2 separate regions of the Homo sapiens genome follow, and region 2 is linked to region 1. The links are chromatin contacts, found by Hi-C or POLR2A ChIA-PET in ENCODE. All regions are on one chromosome and are shown on one strand. Each heading gives the region's core, a stretch centred on a gene start or an enhancer-like site at or near the end of the contact. The rest is flanking DNA. Distances are from core to core; before and after follow the strand shown. Region 1 holds the start of NOB1 (NIN1 (RPN12) binding protein 1 homolog). Region 2 overlaps ST3GAL2 (ST3 beta-galactoside alpha-2,3-sialyltransferase 2).

Region 1 (4,343 bases), core at 1,135-3,634:
GACCTTTTCCTACTCGCAGTTGAGAAATTTGTATTCTCCACCACCAAGATTCATGCCAGTTAGATTTACTGTAACACCCTTATCAAATACAGAGGAAGGAGCAGAAAGTTGGCTGGGGCCAGGCGTGGTGGCTCACGCCTGTAATCCCAACACTTTGGGAGGCAGAGGTGGGCGGATCACTTGAGGTCAGGAGACCAGCCTGGCCAACGTGGTGAAACCTGTCTCTAATAAATATACAAAAATTATCCCGGTGTGGTAGCGGGGGGGCCTGTAATCCCAGCTACTCAGGAGGCGGAGGCAGGAGAATTGTTTGAACCTGGGAGGCGGAGGTTGCAGTGAGTCAAGATTGCGCCACTGCACTCCAGCCTGGGCGACAGAGTGAGACTCCTTCTCAAAAAAAAGAAGAAAGTTGGGGCGTGGTGGCTCACACCTCACTACAGGAGGCTGAGGTGGGTAGATCACTTGAGGTCAGGAGTTCCAGACCAGCCTGGCCAACATGGTGAAACCCCTTGTCTCCTAAAAATACAAAAGTTAGCCAGGTGTGGTGGCGTGTGCCTGTAGTCCCAGCTACTGGGGAGGCTGAGGCAGAAGAATTGCTGGAACCCAGGAGGTGGAGGCTGCAGTGAGCCAAGATCGTGCCACTGCACTCCAGGCTAGGCAACACAGCCAGACTCCATCTCAAAAAAAAAAAAGTTTCAGATTTAGGAGCATTCTGGATTTCAGATTCAGTATGCTCAACTTGTAATTGTAGTAGTCTATGAGGAAACAAAAAGCATGTGCTTAATGCATAATACATGTCAGACTGCTGTTATTCTCCAGAGTCATCCATAATAAACACTTAAAATTTCCTGAAATTAACAGAAAGATGTCTCCTGCTACCCTGGTACAAGGAACACTAGGTATATTGCTCTTATTTCCTAAAAAACAGACATTAGCAGCAACGAAAATTTACTGTGCACTTACTGTGTACTAGGCACTGCATTAAAAGCTTTATGTGTTAATGCATTTCATCCTTTGCCATTCTTCAAAAGTACTATTAGTATTTCCTCGGAAAGATTTAGTAAGTTGGCAAAGATCACAGAGCTACTAAGTTGGTGGAGAAAATCGTAGAAATCACAAACAGAGGAGGTAACATCATCTCCACTATCAGCCTCTAACCTCTAAAACACTTCCAACCACTGAGGGGCCTTTCCTGGGTATCACCTTGATTCCCAACAAGAGAACAACGCTGACTCCTAAGCCAAGAGACAATTCTTTAATTTTCTTTATTTCTTATTTTTTTTGAGACAGAGTCTCGCTCTGTCGCCCAGGCTGGAGTGCAGTGGTACGATCTCGGCTCACTGCAACCTCCACCTCCAGGTTCAAGCAATTCTCCTGCCTCAGCCTCCCAAGTAGCTGGGATTACAGGAGCACACCACCACGCCCAGCTAATTTTGTATTTTTAGTAGAGGCAGGGTTTCACCATGTTGGTCAGGCTGGTCTCAAACTCCTGACCTCAGGTGATGCGCCCGCCTCGGTCTCCCAGTGCTGGGATTACAGGCCGTAAGCCACCGCGCCCAGCTTAATTTTCTTTCACATTTAATACAATGCAAAGCATTCCCTTTTTAAAGCTCTGCCAGGTGCAGATCTTTGTATCCAGTCATCAGCCCAATCTACTGAAAAGAAATGGACGAGAGTAATAGCAAGAGATCCAAACTCTTATTTTAAATCCAAATAAATTTATTGCTTGTCTGCAAAGTGCTTGACACTGAGCTGACTGCCATATTCCTCAGTTCATGCTCACAGCAACCTTGGAGACAGATACAATTATTATTCCCATTTTGCGGATGAGGTAAACGAGGCCCAAATTTGAATGCTATGCCCGAGAGCATACAGCTAGTTACTGGAGGACTCCAGACCCAGGAAGCCTCTCTCCTACCACAATCTCCTAGAAAGTGCTGGCTCTAAATCTACTGCTCTGATAAGGCAGCTAGACCCCAACTCGCACCCAACTGGGTGCCATCTGCGCCCTGGACCCCAGCTTCCCGTCAACGCTAGGGCAGAGGCACTCACCCAGCCGCACGTATTCCGGTAAGGGCTCCTTGAACCGCAGCTCGTAGGGCAGGACAGCGAGCCGCCTGCGTGTGGCCTTGTCCCGAATCTCAGTGACCACCTCCCGGATGGTGTAAATGTTCTTCCCGATGTCCTGCGGACAGAACGCCCCAGCTCAGACCCACCCGCACCAAGCAACGCTCCGCGCGACTCCACGCACTCCGGGAGGGGCGGCCAGCCCAGATCTCTCTCGTCCCGGAGGGAGCTCCCCGTACCTGCAGAGCCGCATGCCGCAGGAAAGCCCCAGCATCCGCCACAACGTGCTCCACTGGAGCCATGTTGGCTGCGTGAGAGGGGAGCGCGCATGCGCACGGAGCTTGCGCCGGCTCCTATGTCCAAGTCTGGGCCTCTGGGAACCAGGAAGAGCAGCCGCGACTTAGCTGCGCCTCCTGGCGGCCGCGCCAGCACCTCCCTGCTCTACTCGCGCGCATGCGCAGCGACGCCGCCCGCATAGCCAGAGAAGTGTGGGCGGGGTCAAACCTTGGGGGACACCTGGGAAATCGGCTTCAGCATCTAGACCTTAGTGCCTTCTTCACCTTTGAAGATAAAACCTGCCAGGTGTAGTGGTGCGCGCCTAGAGTCCCAGCTATTAAGGAGGCTGAGGCGAAAGGATTGCCTGAGCCCTGGAATGTGAAACCAGCCTGGGCAACATAGAGAGACCCCCATCTCTTCAATAAATAAATAAATTTAAAACCTGTATATATTCTTATGGTTAAAAGTCAATCAATACAGATTACCTAATTTCGTTATCACAGCACCCCTATGAGATAGGTACTGTTTTTTTTTAAAGGCTTAAAATGTATTTTAATAGGTCGATGCTGCATTACTGCTCCAGTTCTCAGAAAAACTCCAAATATATCAGAGACAAATCAAATACAATACACCAATGGAAAAAAAAGGCACAGCATGACTACCTAAGATAGGCGAGTCTAAGAGCTACTGTCAGACCTTCAGTATACAGTAACCCTGTTCCCAAGATTGTACTAGGCCTATCAAGAAAAGCTGTGAACAGCAGTATCATAGACACAAAAGGGTCATTCCTGGGTGTCCTCACCCAAGAAAAAGATGGAGGCAAGTTAACACAAGATTTTTTTTTAAAGATATACTAAAATGAAAATCTCTAAGAGAAAATGTCTTCTTTAGGACATGAAGGGGTAATATATGGGATATAATAGAACCGTATGTACGTTGCCTGTGACCTTTGTGGACGTTTACCTGAATTCTCACCTGGGAGTGAATGGAGCAATGCGGCTAAGGTCATTGGGGGATGTTTGGTTTTTGTGGTGTATGTGGCAGTTTCTCTGGGACTGGGGGAGTGTAAGGATAAGAAAGCAAGTGAGGTTGGGCACGGTGGCTCACCCCTGTAATCCCAGCATTTTGGGAGGCTGAGGCAGGGGATCACGAGGTCAGGAGTTCAAGATCAGCCTGGACAAGCTTGAACCCGAGAGGCAGAGATTGCAGTGAGCCGAGATCGTGCCACTACACTCCAGCCTGGGCGACAGAGTAAGACTCCATCTCGGGGGCAGGGCAAGCAAATGAAACAAGATGGACAAAAAAAAAAAAAAAAAAAAACAACAAACAAACCAAAAAAACAGAATGATCAAGATTAATGGGCTCTAACTGGATCTACTTTGCCATGGTTTCCCCAGGCCCTCAACAATCACATTTGAGACTTCAGGAATGCACCACACAGAACTGATTAAATAATATACTACATAGAATTGACTTGTTTAATACCACCCCTCCCTTGTCCTCTGCCTCCAGCATACTCCCTAGAGTAGTACAGGCAGGGTAGATCTAACTATTGGAAGGAATCCCTAACACTTTTCCAGGGTAGAATTCTGGCTGGTCCAAAAAGGGTCCTTCTTTTAAGGGTTTTGAGAAACTAGACACTGCAACTTATTAGTATCGGCGACGTTTGTTTGGAGCAAATTCAGCTCCAGGAGCTGCATGGTTGAATGCAGGAGGAGTTTCACCAATTGCCCCAATTCCTTCCATTGTAGCAGCCTGACCAAAGCGTTCAGTTGTTGGTGGGGTCAATCCCAAAGTTCCATCCGGCATCATAGTGGCAGGTCCTGGAGGAGCTGGGGTACCAGCTGGCACAGGAGCAGGGGTCAAGGCACCTCTGCTGTTTATGCCCATAGCACCTCCCATAGCCATCTGACCCATCCAAATCTCCTGCTCTCTCACATCAGGGAAGGTTCCCTTGAATCCTTCCTGCTGTGGCTGCATCATTTCTTCTTGCTGCCGCC
Region 2 (4,343 bases), core at 758-3,257, 630 kb after region 1:
CCCATTTTAGCAATAAAGGGAAGTAGAATGATATTTATAGGAGTTTTAAAAATCTATTATGGGCTGGGTGTGGTCAAACATTGGGAGGCCAAAGGGGGTGGATGACCTGTGGTCAGGAGTTCGAGACCAGCCTGGCCAACATGGTGAAACCCCGTCTCTACTAAAAATACAAAAATTAGCTGGGTGTGGTGGCACACCCCTGTAATTCCAGCTACTCGGGAGGTTGAGGTGGGTGAACTTGGGAGGCGGAGGTTGCAGTGAGCCAAGATCGCGCCACTGCACTCCAGCCTGGGTGACAGAGCAAGACTCCATCTCAAAAAAAAAAAAAAAAAAAAGCCAGGCGCGGTGGCTCACGCCTGTAATCCCAGCACTTTGGGAGGCTGAGGCGGGGAGATCACGAGGTCAGGAGATGGAGACCATCCTGGCTAACAGTGAAACCCCGTCTCTACTAAAAATACAAAAAAACTGCCGGGCATCGTGGCGGTCACCTGTAGTCTCAGCTACTCGGGAGACTGAGGCAGGAGAATGGCGTGAACCCGGGAGGCGGAGCTTGCAATGAGCCGAGATCCCACCACTGCACTCCAGCCTGGGCGAGAGTGAGAATCAGTCTCAAAAAAAAAAAATCGGCCAGGCACACTGGCTCACGCCTGTAATCCCAGCACTTTGGGAGGCCGAGGCGGGCAGATCACCTGAGGTCTGGAGTTCAAGACTAGCCTGACCAACATGGAGAAAACCCGTCTCTACTAAAAATATAAAATTATCCGGGAGTGGTGGTGCATGCCTGTAATCCCAGCTACTCCCTACTCTCCTGAGGCAGAAGAATCGCTTGAACCCAGGAGGTGGAGGTTGGGATGAGCCGACATCGGGCCATTGCACTCCAGCCTGGGTAACAGAACAAGACTCTGTCTCAATAAATAAATAAATTAAATAAATAAAAATGCGGGTTGCCTGTGGCATGGTGGAAATTGGGCTGTGGAGGCAGGGCTGTGCCAGAGGGGAAAACCTGACTTAGATGCACTTCCCTGAGAGGTGGGGACAGCCCAGCCTGTGGCCACCCAAATGTATCGGAGCCTGATGGATACCTGGAGACATCATGTTGACAGAGGCCAAAGTGGTTACAGGACAGCCACTGCGAGGAGCTGCTACCAGGAATCCTCTCCAATGAACTCCTCTCCTGGAGGAAACTCAAGAGGCGACAACGAGCTGATTTTTAACCAAAATGCTTGTACCCGCTCAGATTTCAGTGTCTTGGAGCGCAGAGTCCAGGAATGAGGTGCCTCCTGTATAGGTGGGGGAGGGTATCTGGGAGTCATCTCGCCCCTCCCATATCCCCCAACGTTCTCAGCCATTATCAGTCACAGCTATCCTACCAGACCCGCCTTCTTCCATCATGCCCATTTCAGAACAATGAAGGACTAGACAGTTTTTTGTTCCTTTTAATTCAGAAAGGGAAGGAAATAAAAAAGTGTGTTTAAATTACTATTGCAGAAAATCTGGCTGGATGCTGGGACCTACCTCTTCCAGGATGGGGATTCATGATTTAATTTTTTTGAGACAGGGTCTTGCTCTGTCGCCCAGGCTGGAGTGCAGTGGCACAATCTCGGCTCACTGCAACCTTCGCCTCCTCGGTTCAAGGGATTCTCCTGCCTCAGCCTTCCAAGTAGCTGGGATTACAGGTGCGCACCACTGCGCCTGGCTAATTTTTGTATTTTTTTTTTTTTTTGGTAGAGACGAGGTTTCACCATATTGGCCAGGCTGGTCTCGAACTCCTGACCTTAAGTATTAAGTAATCCGCCCGCCTTGGCCTCCCAAAGTGCTGGGATGACAGGTGTGAGCCACCGTACCTGGCGGGATTCATGATTTAAAGCAAAAGAAAAAAAAGAAATAAATTATTCTGCTCAATACTGTTTGGCATAATTGCATTGCTTTTCATCAACACTCAAAACAGCCTCTTCAGGAAGCACTGAGATGGGAGTGGCAAGACTGGCTGAGGCCTAGCTCTCTAAAACGGTGGGGGAGGGGGGAGCGCCCTGAGAGAGGCATTCTACTAACCCCACCCCAATCACCCCTATTTTTACTCTTTCTACTTTCGGAATTGGAAAGAACGACACTCGAGCTAGGTTCCAATATATTAACTTTCAGGGGCCCACTGCCCATCCCAACCCTCCCCTAACAAAGTCCCCTGCCGGTCCCTGTTCCCTCAGCCAGCTGCAGGAACCTACCAACGGCCAGGAAGCTGCCTGGTGGTGTCAACTAAGAAAAGGGGGAGCATCTGCGCCGTCACTGTTGGGGAGGGGGCTCTATTAGTGGTTTGAGAGCTTCACAGAAGCCTTCCCCCTCCTAAACCTCCCCAGCTTCGAAGGGGGAGAATTCCACCAGCAGCCCCGTCAGGGACCTAAGCTGGGTTCAGCCATGCAAGCAGCTTCCAGGTGGAACCCCGGCCGCGAGCTTCCCAGCCCTTCTAGAGCGGGAGATGGAGAGCAGGGTGGAGGCAGGCGGCTTGCGGCGCGCAAGTCTCCTCTTCCCCGGCCGGCTCCCGGCTGCGAGCTCTGCCAGCTCAGAATTTGCAAAGAATCTGCGGTTTGGCCACCCACGGCAGCTTCAGCTTAACCAAAGAATGAGCCCCAGGCAAAGTTACCCCCAGGCAAGAGGCGATGGGTGGAGGAGGAGGTACATGCAGCGGGCAGCCGGGCCCATAGCCAGCCTCCTTCCGCCGTGCAGCCCCCTCCCCAGGGGCCAGAGCCGGCCGAAGACTGGGGGTAGGGACGGAGTCGGGGGACGGGATTTTTTTCCAGAGCAACAGGTAGGCTGGTGAGGAGGCCTCCGGCCCAGGGAGAGGCGCTGAGAAGGCTGCGGGTGAACGGGAGGGTCGAGGGCACACGTGAGTGACAGCACCTTGCACTGAAGGGGACAGGGCTTCCTCGAGCTCTGCCCTGTCCCCTCCACCTGTCCGGAGTTCGGCCCGGGAGCACCCCACCCCGCAGAGGGCGCCACTCCCGGCTTCCTGGAGACGCAGGAAGCCCTGGGGGCGCAGCCATCCCACAGCGCGGCCGAGGTGGGACTGGGGGTCCCGCAGCGACCGCTTTTCTTTGGTGGGTCTGCACGCACCTATCCGGGCAGGCGGGGAAAGGGGCCGGGCGGCCACCTATCTCCTGAGGCCCGCAAAGACCGCCCGCTCTCCTCCAGGTCTGGCCAGCTACTAAGACGATCCTCCGCCCGAGGCTGACGGAAGTGCTTCGCCGAGGCCCGCGCCATGCTCTCCTCCTCAGAAAGCGTGAAAGAAAACCCTAACCCAAAGCATGAGGGAGTGGGGATTGAGCGGCCGCTGGCCCGCCCCCGAAGGCCATTGATTGGAGGAGACTGGACACAGCGCCGGAAGTTTTCCTTGAGTCACATGATTGGCTGGGAGAAACAGAAGCTCCGCCCGACCGCAGCGCAGATTGGTGCCAGGCCCGGCCGGTCCCCCAGTCTCGTGATTGGCGGGGCACAGCAGACGCCCCTGGGCTGCAGCATGATTGGTCGCGGGTTGCTGGTCCTGGGTCCCGGGCCGGAGCCCCGGTGCCCGATAGATGGGCCGGAAGGGTCGCGGCGAGGCCCGGCTCAGTTGCCCCGGTAGACTTCGATCTTGCTGGCCTTGGCCAGCATGTCGATGATGTGGGCCTCGAAGTCCGCGTCGTGCACGCCAGTCTTCCGGAACTCGCCCGCGTACCGGTTGTTCTCCCAGTAGTGGTGCCAGTTGCCCCGGCTGTCGGCCCCGAACCCGTACACGTTCACCTGCGGGGAAGCGCAGCGGAGCGTCACCCCAGGCGGGGACCTGGAGGATGGCGCGGGGCGGGCTCGGGATGACAGGGAGGAGAGGGGACGGGAGGCCCCGGGGAGATGCAGGAGCCCCCAGGCCTGGCCTAAGGACATGGACTCACATGGGGACACCACCTTCCCTTTGCAGCCCTTGCAAATTCCTCCTTTTTTTTTTTTTTTTTTTTAATGGAGTACTTTGATCAGCACCACTCAGTGAAGCACTTGCCGGGCCTCAGCCCTGCTCTTCATTGCAAGGCAGCCCTGGCCACTGGTGGAACGGGTTCTCTGAACGACTGAGTTCCATTTTTACACGAAGTAGGCCTGGGGCTCAGAGCTGGTGGGGGCAGTCGTCCAGCTGAAATTCAACTACATACACTCTCCATTCTATTTATGTTTTTTTTTCTTTTCTTTTTCAAGACAGCGTCTCATTCTGTCGCCCAGGCTGGAGTGCAATGCCGCTATCTCGGCTCACTGCAACCTACGCCTCCTGGGTTCAAGCGATTTTCCTGACTCAGCCTCCCGAGTAGCTAAGATTACAGGCGTGC

The links. A loop is a pair of places that touch in the nucleus more often than their neighbours do. ChIA-PET counts read pairs that join two places held with the same protein, here RNA polymerase II (POLR2A). Pooled maps may share reads with other maps.
Region 2: a loop to region 1 is called in a pooled map, with 5 times the contacts of the local background. The contact joins the enhancer-like site here to the promoter of NOB1 in region 1. A Hi-C loop is called at or near these places in 6 of 50 pooled maps. POLR2A ChIA-PET finds 5 or more read pairs at or near these places in 4 of 52 experiments (MCF 10A, PC-9, activated CD4-positive, alpha-beta T cell and 1 more).

The regions. Positions count from the first base shown.
Region 1 is chr16:69,752,542-69,756,884 of GRCh38, forward strand. NOB1 (NIN1 (RPN12) binding protein 1 homolog) reads right to left here and starts at 2,385. Exons shown (of 9, transcript NM_014062.3): 1 at 2,307-2,385; 2 at 2,053-2,185. The coding sequence starts at 2,369. It also overlaps the pseudogene NONOP1. RefSeq lists enhancers at 1,431-2,054, 2,055-2,677.
Region 2 is chr16:70,378,089-70,382,431 of GRCh38, forward strand. ST3GAL2 (ST3 beta-galactoside alpha-2,3-sialyltransferase 2) reads right to left here. Exons shown (of 7, transcript NM_006927.4): 7 at 1-3,774. The coding sequence ends at 3,601. Among named protein-coding and RNA genes, the nearest start is that of DDX19A, 33 kb to the left of the region's middle. RefSeq lists enhancers at 3,174-3,343, 3,374-3,433. Within about 2 kb of position 2,008, at least 39 of the 41 ENCODE cell types and tissues checked have a DNase peak (open chromatin) inside an H3K27ac peak, as active enhancers do; they include PC-9, where a contact is called at or near this core.